Regions from separate parts of the Homo sapiens genome. Here region 1 is linked to region 2. Evidence: chromatin loops called from intact Hi-C (ENCODE). Cell type or tissue: heart right ventricle. All regions are shown on one strand.

Region 1 (8,000 bases), 190 kb before region 2:
AAGACTGGGAGCAGGGAGCTGGGCCGGGGAAGCCCATAGCGTCAAAGCACAGGTCATTTTCCTCATGCAAAGAAATAAAAGGAAGATCACATTCAATGTGGAGGCACATTCTCTCCCACTTGGGATGAGTCTTACACACTATACCTAGTTCCCCAAGGGGCAAAAACCATTTTATTCAGAGGAACCAAAAGAGCAGTAATTCCTTTCTCTATTCTGTTCATGAAAAACAGAAACAGAAAACCCTTGCCTCACTCAGGCTGGACAAGGACCTCAGGCTGCAGGTTACCAGGTACCCGGGCATCAATGCCAAATATCTACCTACCCTTCCATCTATCTCTGCCACTATCAAGAGGAAGGCCAGTCAACCAATCAAAAACATCTCATAATCAGCAAACTAAAAAATTGCTTCTTGTGGGTGGGTAGACTCTTCTTCCTTCCTTTGGACACACATCTATCCAAGGAATCTAGGAATGAGCTCTTCCTTCTGTTCCCTGCCACGAAACACACTTTTTTTTTTTTTTTTTTTTGAGATGGAGTCTTGCTCTGTTGCCCAGCTGGAGTATAGTGCCATGATCTCAGCTCACTGTCATCTCTGCCTCCCAGGTTCAAGCGATTCTCCTTCCTCAGCCTCCCAAGTAGCTAGGATTAAAGGCATGTGCCACCACACCCAGCTAATTTTTGTATTTATAGTACAGACGGGGTTTCACCATGTTGGCCAGGATGGCCTCGATCTCCTGACCTCAGGATCCACCCCCCTCGGCCACCCAAAGTGCTGGGATTGCAGGCGTGAGCTACCACGCCCGGCCCGGACACACTTCCTCCAGCACAGAAACAAGTATTTACCCACTTAGCCTTGTCCTCTTTCTCCAGCATAGGTGCAGCTGACCCAGTGGGGAGAGGTGGGGCGTAGGGCGGCTACTAGGGGCGCTACCTGAACAAGGCATGTTTAAGGCACGTTTGAGGACAAGTTAGCTCTGAAGATGCATGACTCAGCCCATGACCTTGGTGCCAAGAAGCAGGAAGGAGAATTTTGGGGTTAGCATTCATGCTAAGCAGTTGGGCGGGATGTGGAGGCAGAGCCTGGCTGGACAGAGCCAGGGAAAGAACTGAAGGTGGGGCCTGGGGTAGGGAGTGGGAAGGTGGGAACCAGTCAGAGGCAAGGAAGGGCCTGCCATCAGGGGAGGGGGAGCCAGAACGAGAATCCGGCCACTCGAGGGAACATCATCTGGGCTGCAAACATCCAGGAAACAGAAACAAACAACACAAACAAAAACAATGGAACACCTGTTTGTACTGGGAGAAACCCATGCGGGGAGAGAACAAAAAGTGGTGTAAAACACAAAACACTAACATCCAAAGAAAAGTTACTAAACCGGTCAGCCCGGGCAAAGGGGAAAGACATTTGGCTATAGAGCAATGTGAGTTGGCTTTAAAATAATCGAAACCAGAGGGTGCCATTGCCTGCCCACAAGTAACTCTGCAAGGTCACCCACCGAGAATGTTCCTGGAATGCCTTCAGAGCCTGGGGGAATCCATCTTCAAGGAGCACTTTTTAGAAATATCATTTATATGCCAAATACCATATGGCACTGAGTCCCCTTTCTAAGATGGGAAACTAGGATGAAGCTGAGGAGTGTCCAAAAAGGAAGCAGTCCCAGCCCATCTCCCGCCTGTGGGTCCGTTTCCTCCTGGTCGGCCTCACCTGGCCCACCACTCTCAGACTCTGCTTCTCCAATGAACTCACTGTGCCCGCATCTGCATCTCTCAGGTCCATCTGTGGCCTAGCAATTACACAGCCAGGACCGAGCATCCTCTGAGTTGAAGTCATCAACAGCAACCCAGCATGCCCAGGGTCAGGTGCCCCCTCCTATGCTCTAAGACTATCTAACCCCCTGTCCCTTTGTCATTTCCTGGTTTTACAGTGAAAATACTTTTTTTTTTTTTTTTTTTTGACACAGAGTCTCGCTCTGTCACCCAGGTTGGAGTGCAGTGGCACCATCTCGGCTCACTGCAACCTCCGCCTCCTGGGTTCAAGCGATTCTCCTGCCTCAGCCTCCTGAGTAGCTGGGACTATAGACATATACCACTGCACCCAGCTAATTTTTGTATTTTTAGTAGAGATGGGGTTTCACCATGTTGGCCAGGCTGGTCACGAGCTCCTGACCTCAGGTGATCCGCCCGCCTCAGCCTCCCAAAGTGCTGGGATTACAGGTGTGAGCCACCGTGCCCGGCCGTGAAAATACTTTTTACTCATTAAACAAAATAAAACAAAAAAGCCTGGAAGCCTCTCATGTAGGGGGTTGGTGTGGGTGTGGGTGTGTGTTTGTGTGCTGGTGGTGATGGTGTGTGAGGATGAGTGTCCATGTGTATGCATGTGTGTTTGGAGAAAGATTTGGGTTAGAAGATTCAGCTTCCCAAAGTCTCCAAAACTTTTCTGGCAGTGGTCATGGAGGAATGCCATGTCTTCTAACAGGAGACACGGTGGCATGTGATTTCATATTGCTTTTCTGGTGTTCTAAATTGCTGTTTGAGAAAAGATAGAAACAAACAGCAAAGCTGTTTCATGGTGCAATTCTCACATCCAGAATCTGCCTCCCCTGATCATGCCCCTTTCAAGGAAGGGCCAGGTACTGTCTCCTCCCCTGCCACCCTGGGTATGCATAACCAAGTGCTGTCATTATTTGTCAGGGCCTGTTTGCTCACTGGAACGTGAACTTTTTAAGGGCAGCAATCATGTCTTTTTTTCTTTTTTTTTTTTTTTTTTTTTTGAGACGGAGTCACGCTGTCACCCAGGCTGGAGTGCAGTGGCGCGATCCGGGCTCACTGCAAGCTCCGCCTCCTGGGTTCACGCCATTCTCCTGCCTCAGCCTCCCCAGTAGCTGGGACTACAGGCGCCCGCCACCACGCCCAGCTAATTTTTTGTATTTTTAGTAGAGGTGGGGTTTCACCGTGTTAGCCAGGATGGTCTCGATCTCCTGACCTCGTGATCCACCCGCCTCGGCCTCCCAAAGTGCTGGGATTACAGGCGTGAGCCACCGTGCCCGGCCATCTTTTTATCTTTAAAAAGAGAAAGTTATCAGTTAATATTCATCAAGCTACCCATGGAATGAATTCCTGTCTTTTTCCTTCCCCTAAAATAATGGCAATTCAACCATGTGGCAAGCTGCAAAGGTCATCAGGCCCAGTACAACCGCCACCTCCATTCATTCCCTGACTTGCACCCATTTTAGCGGCATCAAAAGAAAAAAAAAAGTGGCTGCTATGACTATAAAGAGAAGGAGAAACACAGAAATTGTAAACTTCAAAATAGGATACAGTAGTCCCCCTTATCCGTGGTTTTACTTTCTGTAGTTTCAGTTACCTGTGGTCAACTGTGGTCCAAATAGGTGCGTACAGTTCAATAAAATATTTTCAGGCTAGGCATGGTGGCTCAGGCCTGTAATCCCAGCAGTTTGGGAGGCCGAGGCGGGTGGATCACTTAAAGTCAGGAGTTTGAGACCAGCCTGGCCAGCATAGTGAAACCCCATCTCTACTAAAAATACAAAAATTAGCCAAGCATGGTGGCACATGCCTGTAATCCCAGCTACTTGGGAGGCTGAGGCAGGAGAATCGCTTGAGCCTGTAAGGCGGAGGTTGCAGTGAGTCGAGATCGCGCCTCTGCACTCCAGCCTGGGCGACCAACCGAGACTCCATCTCGAAAAAAAAAAAAAATTGAGAGACACCACATTCACATAATTTTATTACAGCATATGCTTATAATTCTTCTATTTTATTACCAGTTATTGCTTATGTCCTACTGTGCCTAATTTATAAATTAAAACTTTATCACAGGTATGTGTGTATAAGAAAAAATAACAGTATATATAGGGCTTGGGACTATCAGCTGTTTCAGATATGCGCTGGGGGTCTTGGCATGTATCTCCCACGGATATGGGGGGCCACTGTAACGACAAAGACAGAGGAAGGGGAAAACAGAGTTGGGGAACCTAAGACTCTTCACCCTGCCTTCGCAAGCTGCCACCTTCTGCTTGCTTGCGATGTTATGCTGGGGAAGACTGGACTTCGTGTGATAATCCAGGCAGCTGTGGATGACTGACTTGGTGCCAGCGCGACGCAGAAGCCAAATATGAATGCTTAGAAATGGGGGCGGGGGCATGGGAAACGACGAAATCCAAGAGGCCTCCAGTGCGGCCAACCCAGACACCCCCTGCACCGCACACCAGCCCGCCCGGACGGCAGTGGCCCGCGCTTACCTGGTGCGCTCGGGCCCAGGCTGGAGGCCCAGGCCGGATGGAGAGAGCGCGGGGGCCGCGGGGCTGTCCAGGGGCTGCTCCGGCAGCGGCGAAGGCAGGGGCGCAGCCAGCTCGGCGGGCGGGGCGGGAGGCTGCATGGAGGGCGGGGCGCAGGACACTTTCCGACCGGCCGAGGAGCCTCTTCGAGCCACCCAGTTTGTGTCCATGACCCTCACACCCATGCTGGCGAGGGACACAAAGACACCGCTTACCCACGCGTAACAGATGACAGGAGACAGGCTCCCTCCCCCACATTCAAGCAGGTCCGCGTTGGGAGAAGAGCAGCGCAGCTTTAGCACCCCGGGGGCCCGGGAAGCGATGCATTGGGGGCTGTGCTCCCAGCACCCTGGCTGCTCCCGGCGGCCAAGACACAGCCCTGGGCAGCCCAGTCCTGGCAAGAGCGGCCCCCTCACTGAGGCAAGGAGCAGGGCACAGTCGGCAGCGCTGGCGGCCACAAGCTGTGCTTCAACCCTCTGCCAAAGCCAGCTCAGGATGATGGCCCGGCAAGCTCCCTGGGTGTAAACTGCCAGCCTTCCTCACAGCGGTGTGTGGCCTAACTGGGGGGGCAGGGACACTCACTCCTCCCAAGTGCAAGACGAGGTGGGAGGGGCAGCGAAGGGGGGAGCGTGGAACTGACAGCAGGAGACATCTAAATATGAATCCTTCTTTTTGTAACTTGGAGTCTAGCCCCAGCTCCACCACTGCTGGGACCCTGGCCAAGGCACACCTCTGCAGGCCACTCCCACTTGTCTACACAGCAGGGAAGGGGCTGCTTGTGCCTATGGTCCCTCTGGGCTCTGATTCTATTTTAATGATGGGCACACAGCTTCAAATAAGTCGGCCAAGCAACCAGACGCGGCGCATTCACCCTCTGGTGGAACTCACTACGATGCATAGGTGGCTCAGTTGAAGAGACTGAGCATGGCCTCATAGCTACCAGAGGATACCATACCTTTGGATTTTCCTAAGGCTGCAGGGACAGAAACATACAGATATTAGTTTCAAAAAATCTAGGCCTTCCTTTGGACATAAAGGTTGTCTTTCTGTAAGGGGTCTCTCTCCATGGTCCAGGGTCTTGGGGTGGGATTTTTATTGTGCTATAAAATTATTACAATTTAGTTGGTCTCTCTAAAGTGACTCTCCTATTTGTGTAAGTGTAAGTCATACCCTACCATGCACACAGGTAAAGAGAGCAGCTGAAGAGTTGATATTGGTGTGGCATGGGGAAGAAAGAGGCAGAAGGAAGAAAGAAACTGGTAAAAGTAGTCATCTGCTCACTTCTTTTTTTAAAAAAACATTTTACTTATTTATGACCAGGCGCCATGGCTCACATCTGTAATCCCAGCACTTTGGGAGGCCGAGGCTGGTGGATCATGAGGTCAGGAGATTGAGACCATCCTGGCTAACATGGTGAAACCCCATCTCTACTAAAAATACAAAAAATTAGCCGGGAGTGGTGGCAGGCACCTGTAGTCCCAGCTATTCGGGAGGCTGAGGCAGGAGAATGGCATGAACCCAGGAGGTGGAGCTTGCAGTGAGCCGAGACTGCGACGGTGCACTCCAGCCTGGGTGACAGAGTGAGACTCCGTCTCAAAAAAAAAAAAAATATTTATTTATTTATTTGAGACAGAGTTTCGCTCTTGTCACCCAGGCTGGAGTGCAATGGTGCGATCTCCACTCACTGCAACCTCTGCCTCCTGGGTTCAAGCAATTCTCCTGCCTCAGCCTCCCGAGTAGCTGGGATTACAGGCACCCGCCACCACACCCAGCTAATTTTTGTATTTTTAGTAGAGACAGGGTTTAACCATCTTGGCCAGGCTGGTCTCAAACTCCTGACCTCAGGTGATCCATTCGCCTCAGCCTCCCAAAGTGCTGGGATTACAGGTGTGAGCCACCACGCCTGGCCTTATCCACTGACTTCTAAGTTACATAGACTAGCAGGTGGTTAGTTCCCTTTCCTCTGGTCTAGGAGGTACTGCTGCTGTCATCTCAGCCAAGGTTTCATTGACTCATTGACTAAGGTAAGGGCTCACATTTCTAGCATTAAGGGAGAAACATTCATTCATTCAGGGAGAAAACATATACTCCCAACCAGCATTTGTCTCTATCACGTATCTGCACAGAGAGATAGGTGTATGAGGACTATGATGTGCTCACTTTCACCTCCTCCCTGCCAAATGGTCACCTACACTAGTCAGAAGCACAAAACTATTACACCATGAAATCCTGCTCACCTAGAAAGGTCATATTTACCTTGTAGAGGTACAGCAAGATTTAATAACAGAAAAAGTTCAAGTATGGAGATTTGGTTGCAGAAGGTGGGATGGTGGGATTTAGCTGTTTTAAGGAAATATGGGGAGTGATGCTGAAACCAAGCACACACTGGCATGGGAGGGCTTCCTGATCCCCTTCCTTCCATCACCAGAGGCCTTCTCATGTCTAGTACGATTGCTGGTATTTCTCATCTCCGCTGGATGGCTTCAAGGAGGCACCAGGGATGGAGGGAAAGGGGAGGGATGTCTCTTTCCTGGACCCAATAGTTTCCAAAGTCATCTGGGGTCTGAGAACCTTCTACCAATAAACAAACACTTCCTATACGATACCCAGAAATGCTTTTGGAGGCCACTTGAAACTCTGGGACACAGTCTGGTTACATCCCCTGGTATTTACAGCGGGCTGCCGAAGATCATCGAACTGTGGTCTGCAGGCTTCAGAATGTATCAGGATGAAAAGAACAAAGAGCTTAACATTCCTCTTAGGGAACGGAACTGATACCACTTAGTTGCAATGGTTGGTGAGGATTTCGGGCATGTGAGATGTTTCACATGGTGACCAGCACAAGGAGTCCTAAAAATCTAAGTCCTACCCCACCTTCTCTTCCTTGCCCCTTTCTCTTCTACTTGAAAAAGGCTTTCCCACCTGGTGAGAAGGTCTGGGCCAAAGCTGGTGGGGGATGCCTTCTATTTCCCCAACAGTACCTTCTAGCATCAGGAATCTCAGACACCAGCCTCCTTGGTGATCTTCTGGTTTACCAAGGGAAGGTGTCAGCTTGGGCATGGGGTAGGTACTGGGCGAGACTTGCTAAATAACACTGGCAAACTTCGGCAACTGAGAAATATGGGTTCAACGTGCTACTTCTCCTCTTGTAAAGAGGCTACAGTGCCATATGCAATCACGACTTTCCCAGCTGAAATGACTTTCTCATAAGAGGGAGCATCACATGTTCCACTGTGAATTCACATCAAATGTTCACTGACATTTTCAAACAGTAATATAAATCTTTACACAGTAAATCAATCACAACGGCAGCAGCAATGCTGTTGGAAGCCTAAAAGTGCATTTACCTTCCAAAGCAAGATGGTATATGTAAATGTTCAAATGTCTAGATAAAACTCAACCTGAAGACAGAAATAATAAAATTGCTCAGTATGCTGCCAAGAAGGGGAATCTATTCACAGATCGGGGATCCAACTAGAAGGTTATATCAGCAGTTCACAAGCTTCTGTTCATTGTTTTATTGCATAAAGAAACAGTAGCTGGAATCAAGGCACTGCTGCTGTTTCTTAAGAAAGGAGCAATAAAGAAGTGGAATTAATAAAACATATCTGACTCCAGCAGACATCCCTGCATGGATACCTAAGGACAATCTAGATGGCAAAGATTTCCCAGGCTTCTGCTGAAAACTGAAAACAATTTGGCTTTTAGATC
Region 2 (8,000 bases):
TCGCTGACGCCCTTAATATGACTTGGATGTGAGCACTTCGAGAGAAAGTACTAGTAACCCAGCAGAGTATGTTTAAGTAGGGCAACTCCTACATTGTTAAAATGACTTTAAGTTTTATATTCAGAACTCCAGAACCTGCAACTTAGGGAAGGCGAGCCATGAGGAAGGACTTTCAAGTCCTCTTAGTCCTCCCTCGGAAAGAGGAAAACTTTAGAAAAATATAAGGATAAAAATCAAGTGCTTTATAACTGCACACCTAAAGTCCAAATTCCAATCCTATGTGCTTCTACTGATTTAAGAAATTAACAGGCAACCGCGGGCTCTTTTACTCCAATACTCATAGGATCATGACCCAAAACATTCTCAATAATAGAGGAGATACTGCCCCTCTCGCTGACCCTCACGGACCCTGGGGTAAACCGTTTTAATCTCGGCAATCAACACCGATTGAGAGTCAGTAGTCTAAACGGCATTGCACTATCTACACAGGCATACAACAGCAATCAATAGATTCTGCTGGAAGCAGACAGACAAGAAAATAAAAAATAAAAGCGTTTCAATCAGTGATGAGTGCTGTCCAGAAATGAAAAAATGATGAGCTGGAGGTAAATAGGGGAGGAAGGGCCTCTTGAAGGCCTTGGAACCAAGACTGAAATGATGAGAAAAAGCTACTTGGAAGGAGCACATTCTCAGCCAAGCAAAAAACAAAAAAAATGGGAAAACAGTAAAAACGAAATCCTCAAGGTGGATATGAGCTCAGTGTGTTTGGGGCAAGAAAGGCCACACGGCTAGAGCTCCATGAATGTGAAGAGATGAGAATGGGGAGAAAAAGAGTTAAGAAAAAAGGCCAACCAAGGATGGTCCTGTAGAACCCTGGCAAGATATGAGATGCTAAGCACAATCAGATGTCGCTGGAAGCTTTTCAGCAGCAAGGTAACATGAACTGGTTTTTGCTTTAAAAGGCTTGCTCTGGATTTCATCAAAAGCGATACAGGCTGGCCCTCACCTGGCCCAGTGCACAACACAATGGCTACCAACGGAGAAAGGCAGAATTCATCCATAGGCCAACATCCACCAGAGCCCCAACAAAGAAGAGGAAAGAACCTCTTGGTAACCAGCTGCTTGGACTTCCAAGAACGTGCTCTCAATACCTAAGACCACTTTTTCTGAAATCCAACCTCCCCTCACCATTTTGCATTCCCCCCATGGATGAGGCTGAAAAATAAGATATGATGCCATGGCGCAAAAATCTCCCCCATTTAAAAACAGGTCCTGAAAAAAAGAAGAATTGTGTTTCAGGAAGGCCAGGGAGGAGGCATAAACATGTTCTGAACATTTAGATTCTAGCACGGCACTGAAACCCCAAGACCAAGAGAAACCAGCAACCCAAGTCTAGTGTCAGGGGCCTCCTGGTCACTTGGCTGGTCTGAGGTGATGGCCAATGCCCGCCTGCAGGGTGACGAAGAAGCCAAGACATTAAAGACGGGTCGGCTTGACTGTCATCTGCTAAACAACGAATACCAGGAAACACTATCTCGGCATCCAACACATCAAAAGGCAGTCCACGTGAGGCTATATCTGTGGCAATACCATGCCAGAAATCTGGGCTAATCTGACTCTGCTATTCATAAATTCCCCCTCATGTTAAAGCACATGTGTTTGGGAAGGAAAAATGAATCCAAGTCAATTTTAGACATTGTTACTTGGAAACCATCTGGAGTCCCTGGAAGCATAAGAAGCCACCGCATCCCCTGCCCTCAAATGCCCACTGTAACTAGGGCAGTATGCTCAGACGGGAGTTCAGATGTCCCCTATTCCCCAGGGATGTCCCCACCCCCATCCTACCAGATGCCAGTTCAGGCTCCACTTCCCACCCAAGAAAGGTATTCGGTTTCTCCGTAAACCTAGTGGAGAGCCCTCGAGGTGTTGAGCTTGCATTTGAACTGCACCCAAGGCTGGATTCTTTGCTTTCTGATTGCTTTAGAACAGCACACCTGAATTCCTTTGCCACAGCAGCAACGGAAATCCCTCCCCAGGAGTAGGGGTTCCAGGAAAAATCCCTTCTACCTAACGCTCCTGTGTTCAAAGAATGTCTAGTCTTGGGAGCGACCCACCAGGATTTTTATGTAACCTTAATAGATGTTGGCACCCTGCAGAGCCGCTCCTGGAGTCCAGATGTAGCCCATTTTCACCGTGATGGCAGCAGGCGGGGTCTTGCAGCTTCCCGGGGCCTGACTCTTCTGACTGTGGGGCCTCTGTCCCCCTCCCCTACCTGGCTGCGATTCTCTGCTTATCTCATCTTCCCGAGGACTTGGGCCTCCTTTTTGCAGCCTCCCTCCCTCCACTGAAATCAGTCCTAACATCAAGCAGGCAGCAACGCCATTCCACCAGCACCTTCCTTCCTCTCCCACCCCTCACCCTTTCCCCCCACCAAACGCCTTAAGAAACCCGGCCAGGAAAGTGATCCAGAATCTCGTACAGTCATAGTCCCTGAAAACAAACACGGCGGGAGGGGCAGGCCGACCAGGCCCAGCACTTTCCCTGGACCCGGGAGCAGCCCTGAACTCGGCGCAGGGGAGGGGAGGGAAGAGATCTCCGGAGACCGACTGCGGTTCGGCTGCCTCCAGCACAATCAGAGCAAACACCTGTTTCCAGGAAGACAGGCGGCCAGAGGGAGAAGGGAGTCCCGGGGAAAGGCAGGGAGGACGAAGCGAAGGGGCAGCCGGGGACGCAGGTAAAGGATGCGTCACACTTTGCGCTTGGCAACCGGAGCCCGGAGCAGAAGGCGGCGAGTGAGAAGAGCTCCGGGGTCTGGGAAGTTAGGGAGGAGGGGTCGCGCCTGCGAGCGGCGCCTGGAGGGAGCTGGTGCAGGGGAAAGGACTGAGGCAAGGAGGACTGGAGGCTGGGCGGGCTCCATCACCTGCGCGCCCCTGCGGATGCAGCCTCGCGGGCGCGCACCGACAGCGGTGCCCGCGGGTGACCTACCTGCCCACCGTCTGGTTGGCCAGCTGGCGCATGCGATTGAACTGCTTCTTCATCGTGGCCCCGCTGCCGCGCTAGCCCGGGAGCTGGGGAAGGACGGAGCAGCCCGGAGCCCGCCGCAGGGTTACATGGCTCCCGCGCGGAGCCTCCCGGGCGACGGCGGCGGCACTGCGGAGCCTCCGGGCGCCGTCTGGCCCGCGCGCAGCTCCCTCCCGAGGGCGCCGCCGCCTACTCCTCCCGCCGCGCCGCCTCCTGCCGCATCCCCCTCACGCGCGCCGCGCAATGCCCGGGGCAGAGCAATGCCTGGGGCCGTCCTCGGCACCGGCCCGCTCCGCCCGGGCTGCCTGCTCCCAGTCCCAGTCCGGCGCGGGGACCCGGGAGTCTCCGCAGGCTGGCTGGCCGGCTGGCCCGGCGGTCCCCGTGCGCCTGTGCGGAGAACGCCGTGCATGCCGGGACTTGTAGTTTCGCGCCCCGTGCCCACCTTTCCTCTGTCCAAAGTTTGCAAGGACAGTGGAGTGCGGAGGTGGGAGAAGGCAGCGTCACCAGCAGCTTTGCACTTTAGCGTTCGAGTAAGGGAAACGTTTTCCTGTTTTAAAAATGGCAAAGTGGGACCAAGAATACAACAGCAAATAAAGAAAGTGAGCATCTGTCTCTCATTGTATTTTTAGTGAATGTGAGGTATCAGTGTTCTGAATTCACAGAAGGGAGATTTATGCTAGCAGATACGTGGCTGATAAAACGGTCTAAGGTCACCTGATTAATGATGAGGTTCAAGGTTAAGCTTGAAACACAGGGGCTGACAGCAGATTTTGAACAGGCATAGCTTGCATCCCAGAAGTCTGATTCTTAATTTTTACCAAACCAAACCCATTAGGTAACCAGAAGCCAATATAGATAAGTGACGTTGTGCTTACTGGCCCAACCTGTCTGAGACAGCTTTTTTGTATGGCTTAGATGCCAATCTCGTATCTAGTCCCATTTCCCTTCCACCACCAGGAGACCAAGGGGCATCAGCTGCAGCACCCCCCAAGTGTCCTGCACCACAGCATCCCATTGGCGTCAGTTGACTCCTTGGAAGGGGTTGTGGCTTCTTTGGTCTCTATCCTTAGAAAAAGATAGGTGAGCCGGGCGCGGTGGCTCACGCTTGTAATCCCAACAGTTTGGGAGGCCAAGGAGGGTGGATCACGAGGTCAGGAGTTCGACACCAGCCTGGCCAACACAGTGAAACCCTGTCTCTGCTAAAAATACAAAAATTAGCTGGGCGTGGTGGCGGGCACCTGTAATCCCAGCTACTTGGGAGGCTGAGGCAGGAGAATAGCTTGAACCTGGGAGGTGGAGGTTGCAGTGAGTGGAGATCGCGCCATTGCACGCCAGCCTGGGTGACAGAGCTAGACTCCATCTCAAAAAACAAAAAAAAAAGAAAAGAAAAAAAAGAAAAAGATTGGTGATTGCAGTTAGGTTTTATCATTATATATCAAGGTTTTATCATTATATATCAAGTAAAAGCAGTATTGTTGGGTGTGAGGCACTTTGGATTAAACAGATAGGAGTTCCTGCATCAGAATTCCACATACCTGTTATATAACCTTAGGAAAACAGCTTAACCTCTCCAAACCTCTGTTTCCTCATCCCTAAATAGAAAAATATGCTGCCTGATCTTCAGTAAGAGAACTATTTGTTAAATTACAATAATCAAATTACATATAAATTTTCATATAGTACATTGCCGTATTCATTTACTACAAAATGATTATATTTAGCATAATAGAGAAAAATCCTGTTCATACAACAGAATTACTAATCTTATAAAGGAAGGATCTTCTTTGAAATAGGATATTTTGCATATGTTGATTATAGTTGCAAGATGTCCTAAATATGGCTCTAAGTATCTTGCTGGCTAGCTGAACAAAAAGTGGTTTGAGGCATGTCTTGGCTGAATGAACATGAAATCTTTAATTAATTGTGAATTTAGCCTCTGCTTATTAGGTCAGACAACTCCAGCCAGTGAATAAATGAAGGCATTATTTGCTTTTAACCAACTATGCTGTACCTATAATGTCAATATGATGTCTATATTAAGTGAAATTATTTCCATTTTGAGATTTTTTAAAAAGCAAAGTACAACATGCTTTTTATGTGTATAAACGGTAAGACATTAAGGTCACTGTATGACTTTTAGCAACACTATCTCTGGTAACTTCCAGAACTGCACTGTTGAATATAGTATCCCCTAGCCACATGTGGTTGTTGCAATTTAAGTTAATTAAAGTTCAAAATTTGGTTCCTCACTTTTGCACTGTTGGTGGGATTGTAAATTACTTCAACCATTGTGGAAAACAGTGTGGCAATTCTTCAAGGATCTAGAACTAGAAATACCATTTGACCCAGCAATCCCATTACTGGGTATATACCCAAAGGATTATAAATCATTCTGCTATAAAGACACATGCACATGTATGTTTATTGTGGCACTGTTCACAATAGCAAAGACTTGGAAACAATCCTAATGCCCATCAATGATAGACTGGATAAAAAAAAATGTGGCACATTTTCACCATGGAATACCATGCAGCCATAAAAAAGGGTGAGTTCATGTCCTTTGCAGGGACATGGATACAGCCATTAAAAAGGATGAGTTCATGTCCTTTGCAGGGACATGGATGAAGCTGTAAACCATCATTCTCAGCAAACTAACACAGGAACAGAAAACCAAACACCGCATGTTCTCACTCATAAGTGGGGGTTGAACAAAGAGAAAACATGGACACAGGGAGGGGAACATCACACACCGGGGCCTGTCGCGGGTAGGGGCAAGGGGAGGGATAGCATTAGGAGAAATACCTAATATAGATGATGGGTTAATGGGTGCAGCAAACCACCATGGCACGTGTATACCTATGTAACAAACCTGCACGTTCTGCACACATATCCCAGAACTTAAAGTTTAATAAAAAATAAAATAAAATAAAAACAGAATTTAGTTCCTCGGTCACCCAAGTCACATTCGAAGTACTTAAGAGCCACATGTGGCTAAAGGCTACTGTACTGGACAGCACAGATAAAGAACATTACTATCCTCTCAGAAAGTTCTACTTGTTAGCACTAATCCTCAAGAACTCTGGTAGCCAACTCCAATATCATGCCAGCCCCTGCCTTCAATCCCAAGATTTTTCCGTTCCAAAGGGAAATCCCTTTGGCAGCCTCCCCTGCCAGAGTGTGGTCCAATAATGTTTTATTAACTGGTGGCTTCTCCACAGATTTTCTGTCTTCCTTTGAATGCTTCCTTCACTCAGGAAGCAGCTAGTACATTTTCTGCTTTCTACCCCGGGGAAGGGATAATAGTGCAGAAACAAGAGCTTCAGAAACACATGTGACAGAATAGAGTTCTTCAAGAAAAGAGTTTTGAGTTTCCAGAATACAGGCTTTGGAGCTTTAATAGTCTATGTCAGAAATAGTAGATTATAAAGCATATATCATCCTGCTTAGTCTAAATAAAGAACCTACAGGCTGTGAGATGTTGAAGATGGTGATGGGGACTGGAAAGCGGGAGAGAAAGAGAGAAGAAAAGTAGATGATGCTTGTGCAGATACTATTAATGCCCAAAAAATTTCACTGCCAATCCCTATGGGAAGGACTCTATTTTACCTTACTGTTGAGGTAAAGATCGGTCATGTGATTTTCTTTGAACAATGAATATGCACAGAGGTGACTTTTACGCTTCTTCTGAGGGCAGAAGTTTCAGGAGTCATTTTGTGATCCTGCCCTCTTCTTCTTAACGCTGCCAATGAACCAGTTAGGGGATGCTGTGGAACAGTGATGTGGCCCCCCAGCAAAAGGTATCTTTGCTGTTTTAAATCAGAGGTTTGTTGCTGTAACATAATTGAGTCTAAGCTGACTGCTACAGTGGGTTTCTCTGAGAAAGTAGCATGCACCTTGCTTTTACCCATGGTCAACAATTAGGTTGGGGGCAGGCAGACTGAAGACAGATATATCATATCGTTTTGGGGCATCTGAGCACAGTGGAGAAGCTGTACACCACTCCTGGAGTGAAGGCTAGGCATGGCCAAGCTTGTGGAGATCCTCTGCCTTCTAAGACAGAGGACCAGTAAGACATCTATATGAAGTGCCTCAGGTACCCATACCACAGGCTAGTGGCAGCCCCAGAGCTCCCTGCACCCAAGCCATGTGCGATGATTTGGTGTCTGCATGTGTGCTGTGAGGATACACAAATGTACCTGAAACAGCTGGATGTGAAAGCTATTGAGATCAAAGATGATGATCAGGAGGAGGAGGCAGCATTGGCCAAGATGGAGATGGAATTGCCTAAAACTTAATTTTTGCCACCTAGAAGAATAGACTTAATATAAAATTTAAATGTATTTGCAAAAGAAGAGGAGGAGGTGAGGAAGGACGGTGGGAAGGGGAAAGAAGAGGAGAAAAGAAGAAAGAAATTTCTATGTCTTATATACCTAGCTTTGACCTATGGGAAGATTACACTTCCCTGCTCCTGTTGACCTTGACTTTGACCTTGTCACTTGCTTTGGTCAACAATATATGGGCTTCTTACTTGCTTCAGCAACATTGTAGTACTATTTGTCTGAGATATGTTCCCTTAGAAATCTGATACTCCATTTAGAATCCCCTGAATTAGAATGGTTTTAACCTCTACTCTGAGAGCAAGCATTCACTAGAGCCACCTGGCCAACATGGGAATCATTAGCTACATGTGGTTACTTAAATATTATTTTAAATTAGGTTAAATAAAACAAAAATTTCAGTTTTTCATTTCAAGTGCCCAATAACTACATGTGGCTAGTGGCTGCCGTAGTAGAGAATGTAAAATAACATTTTCATCATCATAGAAAGCTCCATTGGACAGGGCTGGTCTACAGAACAGAATTCAGAATAACCTCATGTGTCACTTAATGACAGGGATATGTTCTGAGAAATACATTATTAGGTGATTTTGTTGTTGCAAAAACATCATAGAAAGTACTTACACAGCCAGGCGTGGTGGC

What was found. Peaks named below come from ENCODE experiments on the same cell type or tissue, not always from the same donor. Only the 100,000 strongest peaks of a DNase experiment are listed, where the experiment ranks them.
Region 1: a loop joins it to region 2, with 2.4 times the contacts of the local background. A loop is called at or near these places in 6 of 110 quality-filtered maps.

Annotation. Positions count from the first base shown.
Region 1 is chr17:12,970,564-12,978,563 of GRCh38, reverse strand. It overlaps ARHGAP44 (Rho GTPase activating protein 44), which reads right to left. Exons shown (of 21, transcript NM_014859.6): 17 at 5,245-5,262; 18 at 4,254-4,475. Among named protein-coding and RNA genes, the nearest start is that of ELAC2, 43 kb to the left of the region's middle. RefSeq lists a silencer at 998-1,292. In heart right ventricle, no CTCF peak of the experiment used is centred here; no DNase peak of the experiment used is centred here; H3K4me3 peaks cover 1,008 bases.
Region 2 is chr17:12,784,877-12,792,876 of GRCh38, reverse strand. It overlaps ARHGAP44 (Rho GTPase activating protein 44), which reads right to left and starts at 3,379. Exons shown (of 21, transcript NM_014859.6): 1 at 2,986-3,379. The coding sequence starts at 3,038. It overlaps ARHGAP44-AS1 (ARHGAP44 and MYOCD antisense RNA 1), which reads left to right and starts at 2,593. Exons shown (of 2, transcript NR_104607.1): 1 at 2,593-2,734. RefSeq lists a silencer at 3,103-3,452. In heart right ventricle, a CTCF peak has its summit at 3,245 (motif pointing right); a DNase peak (open chromatin) is centred at 3,306; H3K4me3 peaks cover 1,778 bases; H3K27ac peaks cover 868 bases.